Regions from separate parts of the Homo sapiens genome. Here all the other regions are linked to region 2. A link is an interaction called in ENCODE POLR2A ChIA-PET data of the cell type or tissue named here. Cell type or tissue: OCI-LY7. All regions are shown on one strand.

The links. Peaks named below come from ENCODE experiments on the same cell type or tissue, not always from the same donor. Only the 100,000 strongest peaks of a DNase experiment are listed, where the experiment ranks them.
Region 1: POLR2A ChIA-PET joins it to region 2 with 7 read pairs; 5 of 35 experiments call an interaction of 5 or more read pairs at or near these places.
Region 3: POLR2A ChIA-PET joins it to region 2 with 5 read pairs; 2 of 35 experiments call an interaction of 5 or more read pairs at or near these places.

The regions. Positions count from the first base shown.
Region 1 is chr14:74,865,809-74,868,308 of GRCh38, reverse strand. All of the region lies in intron 2 of PROX2 (prospero homeobox 2), which reads left to right. Among named protein-coding and RNA genes, the nearest start is that of PROX2, 9.1 kb to the left of the region's middle. In OCI-LY7, no CTCF peak of the experiment used is centred here; no DNase peak of the experiment used is centred here.
Region 2 is chr14:74,617,020-74,619,519 of GRCh38, reverse strand. No RefSeq gene overlaps it. Among named protein-coding and RNA genes, the nearest start is that of LTBP2, 6.0 kb to the right of the region's middle. RefSeq lists an enhancer at 792-1,991. In OCI-LY7, no CTCF peak of the experiment used is centred here; a DNase peak (open chromatin) is centred at 1,339.
Region 3 is chr14:73,063,892-73,066,391 of GRCh38, reverse strand. All of the region lies in intron 1 of RBM25 (RNA binding motif protein 25), which reads right to left. Among named protein-coding and RNA genes, the nearest start is that of RBM25-AS1, 5.7 kb to the right of the region's middle. RefSeq lists enhancers at 443-943, 944-1,444. In OCI-LY7, no CTCF peak of the experiment used is centred here; no DNase peak of the experiment used is centred here.

The DNA of each region.
Region 1 (2,500 bases), 250 kb before region 2:
GAGAAATTATAAACTTCTCTGTACATGGAGAAAAGAGCTTGGCAAAAATGATGAACACCAAAATTTTAACTGATTTTCTCTGGGAGTGGCATTAGAGTGTCTTTCTTTTCCTCTTAATACATTTCTATATTTGGGAAGTAAAATGATCCTACATTACTTTCATCGTCTAAGAGATGCAATAAAGCTATTTTTAAAGGATTATGACAATTGCTACCTCCATCAGTGAATATGAGAGTGCTAGTAGCTAATTTTCAAACAGAAAGCATCACTGCTTCATGCAGACTTACCCAGATAAAGGGCTGTGGGCAGCACGCCGGCCTCAGCACAGAGGTTTCCTGTTTCTCAGCAGCCCAGAGGCAGAGTTTCCATGATTGCATGGGCGTAAACATCTCTGGGTACCCAGCCACAGTGGAGTCTGGCTGGATTTCCAGTTTCTGGCCTCAAGATATTTCTGTTCATTGTTGCTTCATTAAACACACTGGTCCCATCTGTTACCCTAGTAGATCTGTCTTCTGGAGCACACAGACTACACGGAACCTCAGAAACAATACCTTGAATAACCCACAAGGGAGATTCAGCAGCTTTAGTGGTTCTATGCTCTTCTCCTCAATGACTCTATCTACCCGTCTGTCTTTCTGTCTGCATTGATTTTGTTCCATGCACAAGCCTCCATGCTAGGTGCTAGAGAGATCTGAAATAAAGTATTGTCTATTGAGGAGACAAAAATCAATATAAATGAAGTATTTATGGACAATTTATTCAATGGAGTTAGCAAACATCTGGTAACATCTGGCAGTCAGGCACTACTTGGGAACACAAAGAGGGAGCTCACAGACCAAAGGGGAAGATGCATTGATCACTTCAGAGAGGAAGTGACATTTCAGTTGGATTTTGAAAGAGGAATAAGAGTTTGTCCGTGGAAAAGTGGGAGAAGGGCTGGTCGGGCCAAGAGAATGTAAATGCAAAGACACGGAGGCTGGAAGGAGCCTGGCCTGTTCAGTGAACACAAAGTCCAGGACAGCTGGACACAGGCAATTGTTGAGGGTAGTGGCTCCAAAGGAGTTAGATCGAGACCATGTTTGTGAAGAGCTGAGACATCTGAACCTTCTAGTCCACAGGAAGCTAGCAAAGACTTTGATTCCATAGAGGGGCATAAGCAGAGCTAGCTACATTTTAGAAGATTAATACCAGTGGCAATGTCATGGGGAAAATGGAAACAATCAAAAGAAAATTTCCACCAGTTCCCATCACATTTATCCACCTGCCTGTACTGGTGTGCCTCCACTGCTCTTCCTTTTGCTGCATGGATGAACTGAGCATTCCCCTGTCTAAAGTCAATCCCTCCTTGTGTGCACTAGATCTCTTCCCCTCCTTCCTACTCAAGCACATGGCTCCAGAAATTCTCCCCCTCTTGCCTACATTAACATATTTCATCTTTCTGCAGCAACATTGTTATCAGCCTACAAATATGCTGTTATTCTGCCTATCTTGAAAAACTCTCTCTTGACCCCATTTTCTCTTTCAGCACTGTCTCATTTCTGTCCTCTTTACAAAACTCCTTGAAAGAGTTGTCAGATTCAATGTCACCTACTCCTCTTCTTGTCCTCTCCCTTAAATCCACGTCAATCAGGCTTTTTTCTCCCTGTACTCCACCAAAACTGTTGATCAAGATTCCCAGTGACTCCACATTACTAATTCAAATGGCCAATTTACTATCCCTTTGTGACTTGGCCTCTCCCTCCTCCTAGAAACATTTACTTCACTTGGTTGCCAGGACCTCGCACACCCCTAGGTTTCCCCCTGCCTCTCTGACTGCTCCTTCTCAGTTGCCTTGGTTGATGCCAGCTCATGCCCCCAGCCTCTTCATGTCCCTGTGTCCCAGGACTTGGACCTTGGCCCTCCTCCCTTCTCTGTCTACATTTACTCCCTTCGTGACCTCATCCAGCCACATGCTGACCACCCTCAATTTTACATTTCTAGCCCAGATCTCCCTGACTGAACCCCAGGCTTATTTCTACAATTGCTTTCTGGTTTTTTGTTTTTTGTTTTTCGAGACGGAGTCTTGCTGTGTCACCCAGGCTGGAGTGCAGTGGTGTGATCTTGGCTCACTGCAACCTCCACCTCCTGGATTCAAACAATTCTCCTGCCTCAGCCTCCCAAGTAGCTGGGACTACAGGTGCCCGCCACCACACTCGGCTAATTTTTGTATTTTTTAAAGTAGAGACAAGGTTTCACTATGTTGGCCAGTCTGGTCTTGAACTCCTGACCTCGTGATCCACCCGCCTCTGCCTCCCAAAGTGCTGGGATTACAGGCATGAGCCACTGCACCCAGTCTCCAATTGCTTTCTTGACATCTTGACATTTAGATGTCTGTCTAGTACTTATATCAAATTTAACATATCCAGGGTATCGTTGTAGTGTCCCTGTTGGTTAAAATATCAGTTCTGCCAGTTTAATTACTATGATTATGATTTTTTTTAGACAGAGTCTCGCTCTGTTG
Region 2 (2,500 bases):
TTGCAGGCCTCCCTGGGGAGAGCTTGTTTTAGGAAAGACCCTACTGTAGACCTTCCTCTCTGCCCCTGCATCCCTCATCCCTCAGGGTGTGAGGAGTGTTACTATGACCCAGCTCAAAGCCAAGGTGGGCACAGGCTGGAAGATGCCAGCGACAGCCAAGGGAAGCTGCTTCTTGTCCTTTTTTGTCCTCAAATTCCTGCACAGCCATTCTAGAAGCCTAGATAGGCCTGCACAATCCCCCAGCCCACAGGGTTTTCTTCCTGGGGATTTTGAAAGAATAATCCAGGTACATGAGCTCTCCCCATCTGGGTAACTCTCTCCACCTCCAGCAGAGCATATGAAGTCCCCTTGGTCTCACTGGGAGGAATTACAGGGAGGAGGTCTTCCAGCTGCTCACACTGTTGTCCTGCTCAGGTCTTCAGAGACTGTGCTTGAGGAGAAGTTATGCTTCAGGCTCCCCCGGGGGTTTAGAAGATTCCTCCACCCCTCCACCCCCAGCCAGGGACTGAAGGAATTTATGCAGGTAAATAGGAAATGACATCTCAGCTTATAGTGAATGGCACGGAGCTTTCAGATCAGCCCACCCATGCACCAGAGACTGGAAATGAAGGGAAGCGAAGTGAACTAAGTGATTTGAAAGAGCTGCCCATTTCCCATCATTGCAGGACACCCTGGTGTGAGTGCAGTGTGCTGCAGGGAAAACAGCATGGACTTTGGAGTTGTTCAGACTTTTTAGTTGAATCCTGGCTCAACTCCCAGCTGTGTGGCCTTGAGCAAGCGACTACCCCTCTGGGCTTGTGAAATGGGAATGGCAACACCTCTACCACACAGAGCTAAATAGACATTGTATGTATGTCATTTCTCTTTCCCAAAGAGAAAAGCTACGAGTTGAGATGAGCTCTATTCAGCAACTGCAGACTACTTGATGGAGGTGGGGTGAGTGTGGCTGTGACTTCCTTCCTTCTTCTCTGTGGGTGCGAATCAGATTCACCGCCCTGACTCAGAGCGGACCCCTAGCTGGTAAACAGGCCTGAGGAGAATGGGGGATGCTTGGTGGGGGCTGACCTGTGACCACAGTCCCATGCAGCCATTAGCACCCCCACCACACCACAAACAGCTGTGCATGCTTCCAGCTCTGAGAAAAATGCAGCTGTCGGTGGTCTCCCTTCCCCTGGAAGCTGGCATTGGTTTAGCATCTGGGACCAGACAAACCAGGAGTGAATCCCAGCGCAGCCACCTACTGGCTTGTGACTGTGGATGAGTCATTTACTTCCCCGAGCCTTCATTTCCTCATCTGCTATGTGGGGAAATAATAGCACTTCCTTCATCAATAGCGCTTCTCATTAAACAAGGAAGTGACTATAAGATGACTTGGCACAGTGCCTGGTACCTTCTGAGTGCTCAAGAAATACCAAGGCTGGATGTGGTGGCTCACACCTATAATCCCAACACTTTAGGAGGCCGAGACGGGAGGATCACTTGAGTCCAGGGGTTCAAGACCAGCCTGGGCAAAATGGCAAAACCCCGTCTCTACAAAAAATACAAATTAGCCAGGCTTGGTGGCGTGCACCTACAGTCCCAGCTACTTGGGGGGCTGAAGCTGGAGGATTGCTTGAACCCAGGAGGTGGATGCTGCAGTGAGCCGAGATTGTGCCACTGCACTCCAGCCTGGGTGACAGAGTGAGACCCTGTCTCAAACAAACAAACAAACAATAAATGAAATATCAGTTGGTAAATGGAGGAGTAGTAATTGACACCTGCCCCTAGCCCCATGACAGGGTAAACAGGGCTGGCTAGCTAGTTTGTCCTGAAGAGAAAAATGGCAAAAAGAACATCATTATCTCAACTTTCAGATAAGAAAGTAGAAGCCAAATGAAGCTCAGAACTGTGCTGCATTCACAGAAGACGGAAATGAGCTCAGAACTGTGCTCCGCTCACAGAAGACGTAAATGTTCACCACATGTTTGTGGGAGGGCCCTTTCCAGCACACTCTGAAATACAGGCCAGCTCACCTTACCTTTGCAGGAACATCCATACCATGGCTATCACCACCAGCCAGCATGTCATACCCACTTGGAGGAGACAGGCACCGGCAGACCAGGGCAGGGTGGTTGTGAATTCTTGAGGGGACGCCAGGTCATGGCACCTAAGGTGGAATGGTTCTGGCAGCCTTTGCGGGCCTTAACAACCTCACACAGGAGGGAGTCGGCACCTCTCTGTACGGCCTGCACCTTCCAAACTGGAGGCTGAGGCTGCGCAGTGCTGGGGTCCCAGCTGCCCAGTGTCTGGAGCAGAACATCCAAGCCCATGAGCGGCTCCCGTCTGGAAGGCTGGGGGCCCAGTCAAACTTTCCTTCAGCGATTCTGCCCTCTGATTAACCAGGAAATGTGTTATTTGTTCTGAGCAGGGGAACAAGCTCTCCTGGGGAGAGGAATTCAGGGCTGGAGGTCCAGTTACTTCCAAGCAAGAAAAATCCCTGGAATTCTTTCAGGAGTCTGGG
Region 3 (2,500 bases), 1.6 Mb after region 2:
AGTGCTGGGATTACAGGTATAAGCCACTGCGCCCAGCCCTTAGGAGGATTTAATATACTTGGCAAATGAGGTATTAGAAATGTTTTAAACAGTAGGTAGGTTATCAGTACATATTAACAATGAAAAACACAAGATTGCAAGACTGTAAATGTGTTGAGTTTTAAAATAAACTTTCTGTAAAACTTTTTGACCAAAACCAAAAACTGGGGGTGGTATCTCTTTTTAAAACAGAAAGGGCTACTGTCCTACTTACAGAAGCTCTTCTATTATCATTATAATAGCCTATCTCAGTGCTTTCTTAGGATAGTTGGTTTTCATACCTGTTGAATAAACTGATTAATGAATAAATCAGTAAACAAACTCTGAGGACTTCAATAAACAAATTTATTATGCTATCTCATGCCGCATACTATATTCTAGCAATGGCCCAGTGCCTAGCCTCACAATGGTTACAAGACTGGGCCATGAACTCATTTTTAAAACCACTTTTCCCCCAATAATATTAGATATAAATAATGCTTAAAAACTAAAACTCTCGGTCAGGGGCGGTGGCTCACACCTGTAATCCCAGCACTTTGGGAGGCCAAGGCGGGCAGATCACTGGAGGTCAGGAGTTCGAGACCAGCCTGGCCAAAATGGTGAAACCCCTGTCTCCACTAAAAATATAAACACTGGGCTGGGTGAGGTGGCTCATGCCTGTAATCCCAGCACTTTGGGAGGCCAAGGCAGGCAGATCACAAGGTCAGGAGATCAAGACCATCCTGGCCAACACGGCGAAACCCCGTATCTAATACAAAAAGTTATCCAGGCATGGTAGTGTGCGCCTGTAGTCCCAGCTACTCAGGAGGCTGAGGCAGGGGAATTGCTTGAACCTGGGTGGCAGGGGTTGCAGTGAGCCAAGACTGCGCCACTGCACTCCACCTTGGCGACAGAGCAAGACTCAGTTTCAAAAAAAAAAAAAATTAGCTGGGCACAGTGGCTCACCCCTGTAATCCCAGCACTTTGGGAGGCCGAGGCAGACCGATCACTTGAGGTCAGGAGTTGGAGACCAGCCCGGCCAACATGGTGAAACCCCGTCTCTACTAAAATACAAAAACTAGCTGGGTGTGGTGGCGGGTGCCTGTAATCCCAGCTACTCAAGAGGCAAAGGCAGGAGATCACTTGAACTCGGGAGGCCGAGGTTGCAGTGAGCCGAGATCGCGCCACTGCACTCTAGCCTGGGTGACACAGTGAGACTCTGTCTCAAAAGAAAACAAACAAACAAACAAACAAAATTAGCCAGGTGTGGTGGTGCGCACCTGTAATCCCAGCTACTCTGGAAGGTGAGGCAGGAGAATTGCTTGAACCTGGGAGGCAGATGTTGCAGTGAGCCGAGGTCGCGCCACTGCACTCCAACCTGAACGACAGAGTAAGACTCCGTCTAAAAAAAAAAAAAAAGTAAAACTCTATATTCTTGGTATTTAAGTTATATTTTATGGTTTTTAAATGTGTAATTCATTCTGCAGAGTTAACCAGATATATTTAATTTTCGTTTATGCCAATATACCCATTCCATTCACTTCAAATTTTTCCATAACATATTCCCCTTTATTTGGAGCTGCCAAAACTTGCTTGTTGATAGGCTGGACTTCAAAGGTGAAGGCAAAAATACCAGTTAACAGCTAATTTTTATGGATATTCCTTTAAGATAACTGGCCTCTCCTGGGCGCGGTGGCTCACATCTGTAATCCCAGCACTTTGGGAGGCTGAGGCGGGCGGATCACAAGGTCAGGAGTTCGAGGCCAGACTGGCCAACATGGTGAAAGCCCGTCTCTATTAAAAATACAAAAATTAGCCAGGAATGGTGGTAGGCGCCCGTAGTCCCAGCTACTCGGGAGACTGAGGCAGGAGAATTGCTTAAACCTGGGAGGCAGAGGTTGCAGTGAGCTGGGACCGCGCCACTGCACTCCAACCTGGGTGACAGAGCGAGACTCCATTTCAAAACAAAAATAAAAAAGATTGGTCTCTCATGGAAAATCAGAAAACATTTCTCATCTTTGATAAATACTAATGTCCACTTTAAGCAGCCTAAAAGATTACCAACTACTTATTTCAACACAGGTTTATGTGTTTTGCCATGTGAAACTGATTGAGAATTAACTTTCATAATCATAAGCAAAGCTTATCTGTTACCTATAGATGATAAACAAAATAAATTATAATACATTGAAAGATGGTATGTACTTTGTAGAAAAATAAATTAGGGAAGAGAGCTATGGAGTAGTTTATTTTAAATACAGCGATTAGGCCTCACCAAGAAGGTGAAGATTAGAACAAAGATTTAAAAGAGGCAGAGGCAGGAAGCCCTATTCATATCTGGGGGAAAGAGACTTCCAAGCAAAGGAAAAGACAAATACAAAGAGGCTGAAGCAGGAATGGTGTATTTGAGGGAGGAATAGCAAGGCCAACAGTATGACTGGAGCAGAATAAATGAAGAAAATCAGAAATAAATACTGAGTAT